Regions from separate parts of the Homo sapiens genome. Here region 1 is linked to region 2. A link is an interaction called in ENCODE POLR2A ChIA-PET data of the cell type or tissue named here. Cell type or tissue: PC-9. All regions are shown on one strand.

What was found. ChIA-PET counts read pairs that join two places held together with the same protein. Peaks named below come from ENCODE experiments on the same cell type or tissue, not always from the same donor. Only the 100,000 strongest peaks of a DNase experiment are listed, where the experiment ranks them.
Region 1: POLR2A ChIA-PET joins it to region 2 with 5 read pairs; 3 of 35 experiments call an interaction of 5 or more read pairs at or near these places.

What each region holds. Positions count from the first base shown.
Region 1 is chr6:52,650,045-52,654,044 of GRCh38, forward strand. No RefSeq gene overlaps it. Among named protein-coding and RNA genes, the nearest start is that of TMEM14A, 19 kb to the right of the region's middle. In PC-9, CTCF peaks have their summits at 2,177 (motif pointing right) and 2,380; a DNase peak (open chromatin) is centred at 2,187.
Region 2 is chr6:52,452,599-52,456,598 of GRCh38, forward strand. It overlaps EFHC1 (EF-hand domain containing 1), which reads left to right. Exons shown (of 11, transcript NM_018100.4): 4 at 90-239; 5 at 1,497-1,689. Among named protein-coding and RNA genes, the nearest start is that of EFHC1, 34 kb to the left of the region's middle. In PC-9, no CTCF peak of the experiment used is centred here; a DNase peak (open chromatin) is centred at 2,133; H3K27ac peaks cover 1,136 bases.

The sequences.
Region 1 (4,000 bases), 200 kb after region 2:
AGTTCAGCCTGTTTTGGTGGTAAATGTAAACATGTGCAACTAAAGGAAGTGCTGGTGTCAAAAAGCCTCGCCAATTTTATTTTATTTTAATTCTACAGCACACAAGGGAGGAACAGAGTTTAAGAAAGTTCACTCAAACCTGTGCAATCCAAATGCTTTCTAGAGACATAAAACATTGGGATTTTGAAAGACTTCTCTGACTTAAAGATCCAATAAGAAAAGTTACAGTTTTTTACTCACTTAGGCTAAAGCCTCTCTATATAATATTGCTCACTCTTCCAGGAAGAGAATGGAGGAAAATTGACCATGTCATAGTTATTAGAAATTCGTTCCTTGGAGGCATGAGTTGTTCTGTGTTATCTGTAAATAAGTCATAAGACTTTGCTTCATTCACTCATTCATTCATGGATTCACTTTGTTCATTCAAAGAACATCTATTAAGTCCCTTCCCTGTACCAGGCACTGTGCTAGGCACAGGACATAAAAAATTAAATAAGATGGATTCAGTTTCATGTAAGGTAGAGTAAATAATATCTCTCCCACCAAATGCAGCTATAAAACCTGGATACATTAAGCAGGTATTTAAATACCATGAGAAGTAAATATTAACAGGTAGATTGACGAAAAGACCATAATTTGAAGTACCACTAAACTGATGGTGAGCTTATGATTTTTTTTCTTCTGGTACTCCCCGGCCTAGATTTAAGGCAGACTAAAACCTAGATGTGAGCATTGCCAAGAACAGAGAGAGAGCTGCAGGAAAACCTTTTAGTCCTGACATGAGGAGTGCAAAAGGAGTCTCCTAAATTTTCCATTTTCTTTTGTCCTTCTTTTTCTTTTTTCTAATCTTTCACATCACCCAGCCTGTGATGGCCCGTAGGCACCTAAAACTCAGGGAGAGGAACTTCCTTTCTGATTGGAAGAACTGTGGTTCCCAAAGGGTGGCGCAAATGCCTGTTGTTTTTTTCTCTATCCTCCCACCACTTGGCGCCTGTATTAAAGAGTCTGATTCTATTTTTGATGTTTGACTGCTGACAGCTTTCAAACCTCACCACTCCCCCATACCCTTTGGCCCCACATCTGGGCAGGCTGATGTAAGAGCTCAGATGCTCCCTTGGCACTGGATGGAAGTTCAAACCATGTAAGCTCCAGCCCACATGCAGAAACTCTCACCCCAGCCTCACCCGCTAGCCATCATAAAAACAAGCCAGTACCCTTTGTTGGCTCTCTCAAGCCATTTTCAGATCAACTTGGGGACTCTTTCTGCTTTCCCCAGAAAGCTTCATCATGTGAGTGATAAGCCTCTTCTTCCCCTCTTGTTGCATGTGTGGCATCATTGATCTCAATATCCAAACTAAATTTTGTTTTGGGGAGGGGCCCATTTCATTTTGGTTGAGTGACCACAACAACCCCAGACAAGGGCCCAGTTATGGGAAATGCAGAGCAGATTAGGCTCAAAAAGGGACTTTTAGGCTTTAGGGAACCAGAATGTACCAGGGAGATCTCAGAGAGGAGAGAGCTGGGAAAGTGACCCCATGAAGTTGTTTTAAAAACTTGAGAGTGGGTGCAGTGGCTCACACCTGTAATCTCAGCACTTCAGGAGGCTGAGTAGGGAGGATCCCTTGAGTCTAGGAGCTCGATACTAGCCTAGACAACATAGTGAGACCCTGTGCCTACAAAAAAAAATTAAAATTAGCTGGGCATCGTGGTGTACATCTGTAGTCCCAGCTACTTGAGAGGCTGAGGTGGGAGGACTGCTTGAGTTCAGGAGTTCCAGGTTGCAGTGAGCTATGATCATGACATTGCACTCCAGCCGGGGTGAGACAGCAAGGCCCTGTCTCAGAAAAAGAAAAGACAAGGAAGAAAGAAAGAAAGAGAGAGAGAAAAAGAAAGAAAGAAAAAGAAAGAAGGAAAGAAAGAAAGAGAAAAAAGAAAAAGAAAGAAAAAGAAAGAAAGAAAAGAAAGAAAGAAAAAGAAAGAAAGAAAGAAAGAAAGAAAGAAAGAAAGAAAGAAAGAAAGAAAGAAAGAAAAGAAAAGAAAAGAAAGAAAGAAAAGAAAGAAAGAACAAACTTCGGCTTATTCCCAAATGGTGCATACATAGATCTGACCATGAAAAGCGTATCTTTAAACTTTGAGAACTGAACTATGGGAGAGACCATTACCCATGTGCCAGACTGGCCACTAGGTGGCATATACATCAGCTGGATCTGCATTGCACTGCAAAGCCTTTGCAAACAGAACTGACATTGAAGCTGCAACCCACAGAAGGTTGGTCGGAACTTGGAGCTTGAAATCAACTGGTTTGACTGATGGCTAAAGCAAAAATGTCAACATTCCATCTGATTTAAATAACACCAAGAGTCTCACAAGCTAATATTCAAAATGTCCAGGATATGATCCAAAGTTATTCAGCATACAAAGAACCAAGAAAATATCAATTTACATGTGTTAAAATTCACAAACTGTATACCAAAAAAGTCAGTTTTACTGTATGTTAATTTAAAAAATGATGCCATTTCCTTGCAGTGAGTACACAATCTAGTTAGGGAGATAGAATCATAAATGAATAACGACATGATGTTAAATACCCTATGATGATTTAAAACAAAAACATGGATAGGATAATGCGGGAGCACAGAGGGATACCTAGCCCAGTCTGGGGAGTGGAGATCAGGAGGTTGAGATTAGTTTTCAAGAAGAACAGATGTTTTAATTGATTCTGAAAGAACAAGTAGAAGAAGCTAGGTAAAGTGGCAGAAGGTATTCACTCCTAAATAAGGGGCAGTCTGAGCAAAGATATCAAGAAAAGTAGAGGTGGGAAGTATAAACGGTTCTATTTTATTGGGGTATTAGCTGACAGGCAGAGAGTGGCAGAAAAGATGGTGGATTTCCCAGGACCAGGTCATGGAAGGCTTCAAATACCATCTTATACCACATTTAACCCTATTAGAAATCCTATTGGGAATAAATTCTTAGTTTTGTCAACATTAACACGATGGTCACAGCAAAATCATGGCATCCCTGTGGGCCTTGATCTCTTGTGGCAGAAACTATTGGTATACACCAGGGTCTGTTTGGTCTTCCCTGTTTTGCAGCTTCCCTTGCAATGAGGTTGGCTGTGTGATCAATCCTGCTTATGGATGTGAGGGAAAGTGCTGCATGCCATGCTCTGGGTTTGGATGTTAAGTATCCAGGGTGCCTTTCCAAAAATCTGTTTCCCTTTCACATTGACCTTAGAGGCCATGTGTTGAAGAGCCATCAGACAAGATGGAAGGAACCTGGATCACTGAGTCATCACTTGACTGACCAGGAACATCTATGTGCAATTGCACAAGTGAGCAATAAACTATCCTCCTGTTAAACCACTGAGATTTCATACTTTGTTTTTTAATACATTATAGCCCAGCTTATTTGACTAACAGTTTCTCCATCTCTTTATCAAGAGCATGAATAGCCTTCCTCCAAAGTCTTTCCCAGCTCCATAAATCCAACTTATTCTAAGGAGGCCCTCTCCAGTCAGCTGGCTCCTTCCTGGTGCCTTGCTCAGGCTTCTTGGGATCTGTCCTGCCTATGTTCTTCCTCTCCAGGATAGTTCTATATCTTACCTTGGAGAAGGATCATGACACCAGAGGCACTCAGGATTGGATAGATCCTCAAAGCTCACCTAGTCTACCTTACTTTGTAGTGCCTGAGTCACCTCTGCAACATCCCTGCCAAGTGGTGGTCCAGGGTCTGGTTATTGAAAACCTCCAGTACCCGGAAACTCATTGCTTCGCCATATAAAAGTTCCTTCTTTCTCTACATTCTAAAAAGCACACTGCACTGCCCATAATGACTAACCCCCGTGGACTGCACCTAAGTTCTCCCTATTTTATTTTTTAAATGAATAAGTAGGGACTCCATTTAAATGAATGAATAGTAATTGCACTTGAGATATCTGAGCCTTTTTCTGACCTCTTCCTATTATGGTGACATTTTTTTTTCTTTACACAATGGCTGT
Region 2 (4,000 bases):
GCCCATACACTTATTTTTATATAATCAGTTTATAACTTACTCTGAAAAGCTCCAAGAAAGATGATCATTGTTAACTTTCAATTATTTAGGTATTTTTAGAAAGCCAAGGAATTGAGTTAAATCCACCAGAGAAGATGGCTCTTGATCCTTACACTGAACTCCGAAAACAGCCTCTTCGTAAGTATGTCACCCCATCAGACTTTGATCAACTCAAGCAATTTCTCACCTTTGACAAACAGGTAAGTGACATAGGAACCACAATAGGCTTACTTATTTCCAAATGTGACCTACATTTATTGGCAAAAGGTTTGGGTAGCTGTATTGGTAACTATTTTGAAACATTACAGCTATAATTGAACTGTTTGGACACAGTACTGTCTTTCTGCTTTCATCAAGGGTTACAGGTACAGGAATGCCTACATTTCATATGGAGATCCAAAGAAGATCGTGGAGTTGCGGAGTTGTTTTGTGAACCTCACCAAACATTTAAATCTCAAAGCAATTCCTGAGCTACATCTGCTTCCCACCTTACGTTTCCAATTGACAATTTCTTTCCCTTAAAATGAGCTAATTTCATAGACTCCTTTGTGAAACCATAAATCGATTATTAGGAAATTTCACAAATATGCATACATGTAGGTTGTAATGTTAAAATGTTTAATTTCACAGAAGCCCCACTACAGATGCTTCCTTGTTAAATGTTATATTAATATTGGAGTCCAGAATGTTCTGAGCATTTTCCAACTCTGTTCCAACCTTCCTAATCCTCTCCCTTGTGAGCTGATGTGTATAAGCAGATTTAAATCCTTCCCTTTCTGTACTAAAGGGAGAAAGAAAAGGAAGAGATCACCCTCAGTGCTTCTTTGCTGCTCCTTTTCTTTAGACATTTAACCCCTTTTAGTTCAGAAAATGTAAACTAGCACTAGCATGGTCTTTTAAGGATTTTGTTCATATCAGTCATATATCTGTTATTATTTTGTATTTAAAGATTGTGTTTATTCCCACGATTTGAAGAAGCCTAGCCAAAAAAAAAAAAAAAAAGATTGTGTTTATATTATTGCTAGAAGATATGTGTTGATGGGACCAAAAAAAGACTGGTTAATAAATAAAAATTTTTTCTACACTAATTATATATAAACCATATTCACATGTACCTTTATTAATATATATATACCACTATGTAAAGAACTTCATTGCTCTTTTAATTTAGCTTCTCTTTCACTGACTAATATTTTGGATCAAAGTGAGCTCTTCTTTTTTGGCACAAACTTATAATCCTATTATTTAATTCTTTCCAGCTGCTGACATATAGTACATAATTTCAGATGTTTTAGTATGTTTGATGAATATTTCTTTTTTTTTCAATTTACCCCATCTGAAATTACTTCATAGTCTTTCCAGCTAGTCTTTCCATCGTTGATACATAATTGCCAAAGTAGCCAAGTTGAACTCCCTACTTTTAGGATTCTTGAGTCACTACTTTGGATTCTTCAAAGGTCCTTCGATTCTATGCAATCTGGGATGATACAGACAGCATGTATGGTGAATGTCGGACCTACATCATTCATTACTATCTTATGGATGATACGGTGGAAATTCGAGAGGTCCACGAACGGAATGATGGGAGAGATCCTTTCCCACTCCTAATGAACCGCCAGCGTGTGCCCAAAGTTTTGGTGGAAAATGCAAGTATGTTTGATTCAGTTTATTCTCTGTTACTTGGGATGTTTTTAGGTTCTTAAAGGAGTTACTTAATCAGTATGCAAAATTCGTTTATACTTGGAAGCCTCTAGCTATTTTTGCTTAGATGCTCAGAAAATGGCTTCCCACAGCTTTCCTCCTTTACTTGCCCCTCGGTCCAGGCGTGCCCCCAAGACAGTCTGGTACCCAGGTCAAGGAAACAAAACCAAAACAACAGTGGGAGATTTATTTAAAGTGCAGCAGAGCAAGGTTTCTGAACTGAAACAATTTAATATTAGATTTTTAATGCATTTTTCAAACAGGCTTGTTTTCATTCAAGGATATGAATGAAAGCTTAGCTTTTCTTTATATGCTTTCCTGACTTTGCTTCTCACTTCAACTACTTCCTAAACAGGAAGTTTCTATGTGGTTTAACTTGAGATTGGAAAAGGCATGTCTGTGACTCATAGAGGTGAGGTCCATTGTGTCAAACCCAGCTCATTCTTTACTGGTTTAAAATTACCTAGCATGGGCTGGGCATGATGGCTCACTCCTGTAATCCCAGCACTTTGGGAGACTGAGGCGGGTGGATTGCTTGAGCCCAAGAGTTTGAGACCAGCCTGGGCAACGTGATGAAACCTCCTCTCTACAAAAAATACAAAAATTAGCCATGCTTGGTGCCGCACACCTGTATTCCCAGCTACTTGGGAGGCTGAGGTGGGAGGATCATCTGAGCCTGGGAGGTCGAGGCTGCGGTGAGCTGTGATTGTGGTGCTGCACTCCAGCCTGGGCAACAGTGAGATCCTATCTCCAGAAAAAGAAAAAAAGTTACCTACCATATTTGAGAGTGGCAGTGCAACAAAATGGCAGCAAATACCTGCTGTTCACTGTTTCCTGGGATGAGTAGGCTTGCTTTAGTTATTGTCTTAGTAGTTTTTACATTTCTCTTAGAATAATGTCATCTTGGTCACATGTAATGACTGATAGCTCTTATGTTTGGGTGGCTGACAGGATTCTGTAAATGTGTTCACTGATTTTTTTTTCTTTTTACTATATTTTTTGGGAATTAGGATATAAGAAATTTCAGGTATTGGGGCTGGGCACGGTGGCTCACACCTGTAATCCCAGCACTTTGGGAGGCCAAGGCAGGTGGATCATGAAGTCAGGAGATCGAGACCATTCTAGCTAACATGGTGAAACCCCATCTCTACTAAAAATACAAAAAATTAGCTGGGCGTGGTGGCGTGCACCTGTAGTCCCAGCTACTCAGGAGGCTGAGGCAGGAGAATTGTTTGAACCCGGGAGGTGGAGGTTGTGGCGAGCCAAGATCGTGCCACTGCACTCCAGCCTGGGTGACAGAGTGAGACTCCATCTCAAAAAAAAAAAGAAAAAGAAATTTCAGGTATTGAGCAAGAAGTTTGTCTACATTAGAGGTTATAAATAAATGTGTAGTCTGAGGCTAAATTCAACGTGTCTGTACATATTGCTTCACTTGCACAGTGCTTTTTTATGAAAAATGCAGTATTATTTGTGGGCAAGGAGTTGGAGGTTTCCATCATTGAGAGAATGGATAAGCAAAAATGTAGTGAAGGTACATTTTGATTAATATACAGTAGTTAGAAGCAGTAAACAAGATGTACACAGAAAGCAAGTGGATGGATCTTAAAAACATAGTGCTGTGTAGGAAAAAATACATGAAATTAGATATATAATGCTATAACACATGCAAAACATAGTACACGTAGGACACATTCAGTCACATAGCTGCATTAGAATGATTGCATGTGAGGAGAGGAGAATGAGATTGGGGAAAAGGATAAAAGGGAGTGAAAATTGTCATCATTTTAGAATTAGGAAAGTTTATGTTATATATTTTTTTAAAAAAATGAAAATACTGCTAATTCAGCTTGTATTCTCAAATAGAAACAACTGGATCTGTGCCCTAGTTCAACATAGTTTGGCTTCTACCTACTATACATATTCTTATAATCAGTTCTCTACAGAACCGTCTTAGAGTTCAATGACAATGGGACTAATATAGTAATTTTGGCCTTTCAGAATGCTTAAACAAGCCTGAAATCCATGCAGTTCGGAGCTAACAAACATTAGATTTACAATAGATAAAGAAAATGGATAGGAATATATTCAGGGTGGCATGAAAAGTCTCACTGAAACTAAATCCCTTTAAATGACAGATTCCAGGTTTGTCTCTGCTTTATCAATGTGACCTATATTGAAAACTTAATATATAATTATCCTCTTCTATAATTTCCCAATTAAAAATTTTTTATCAAAGTTGCATGGAGAGGCAGCCTGGTGG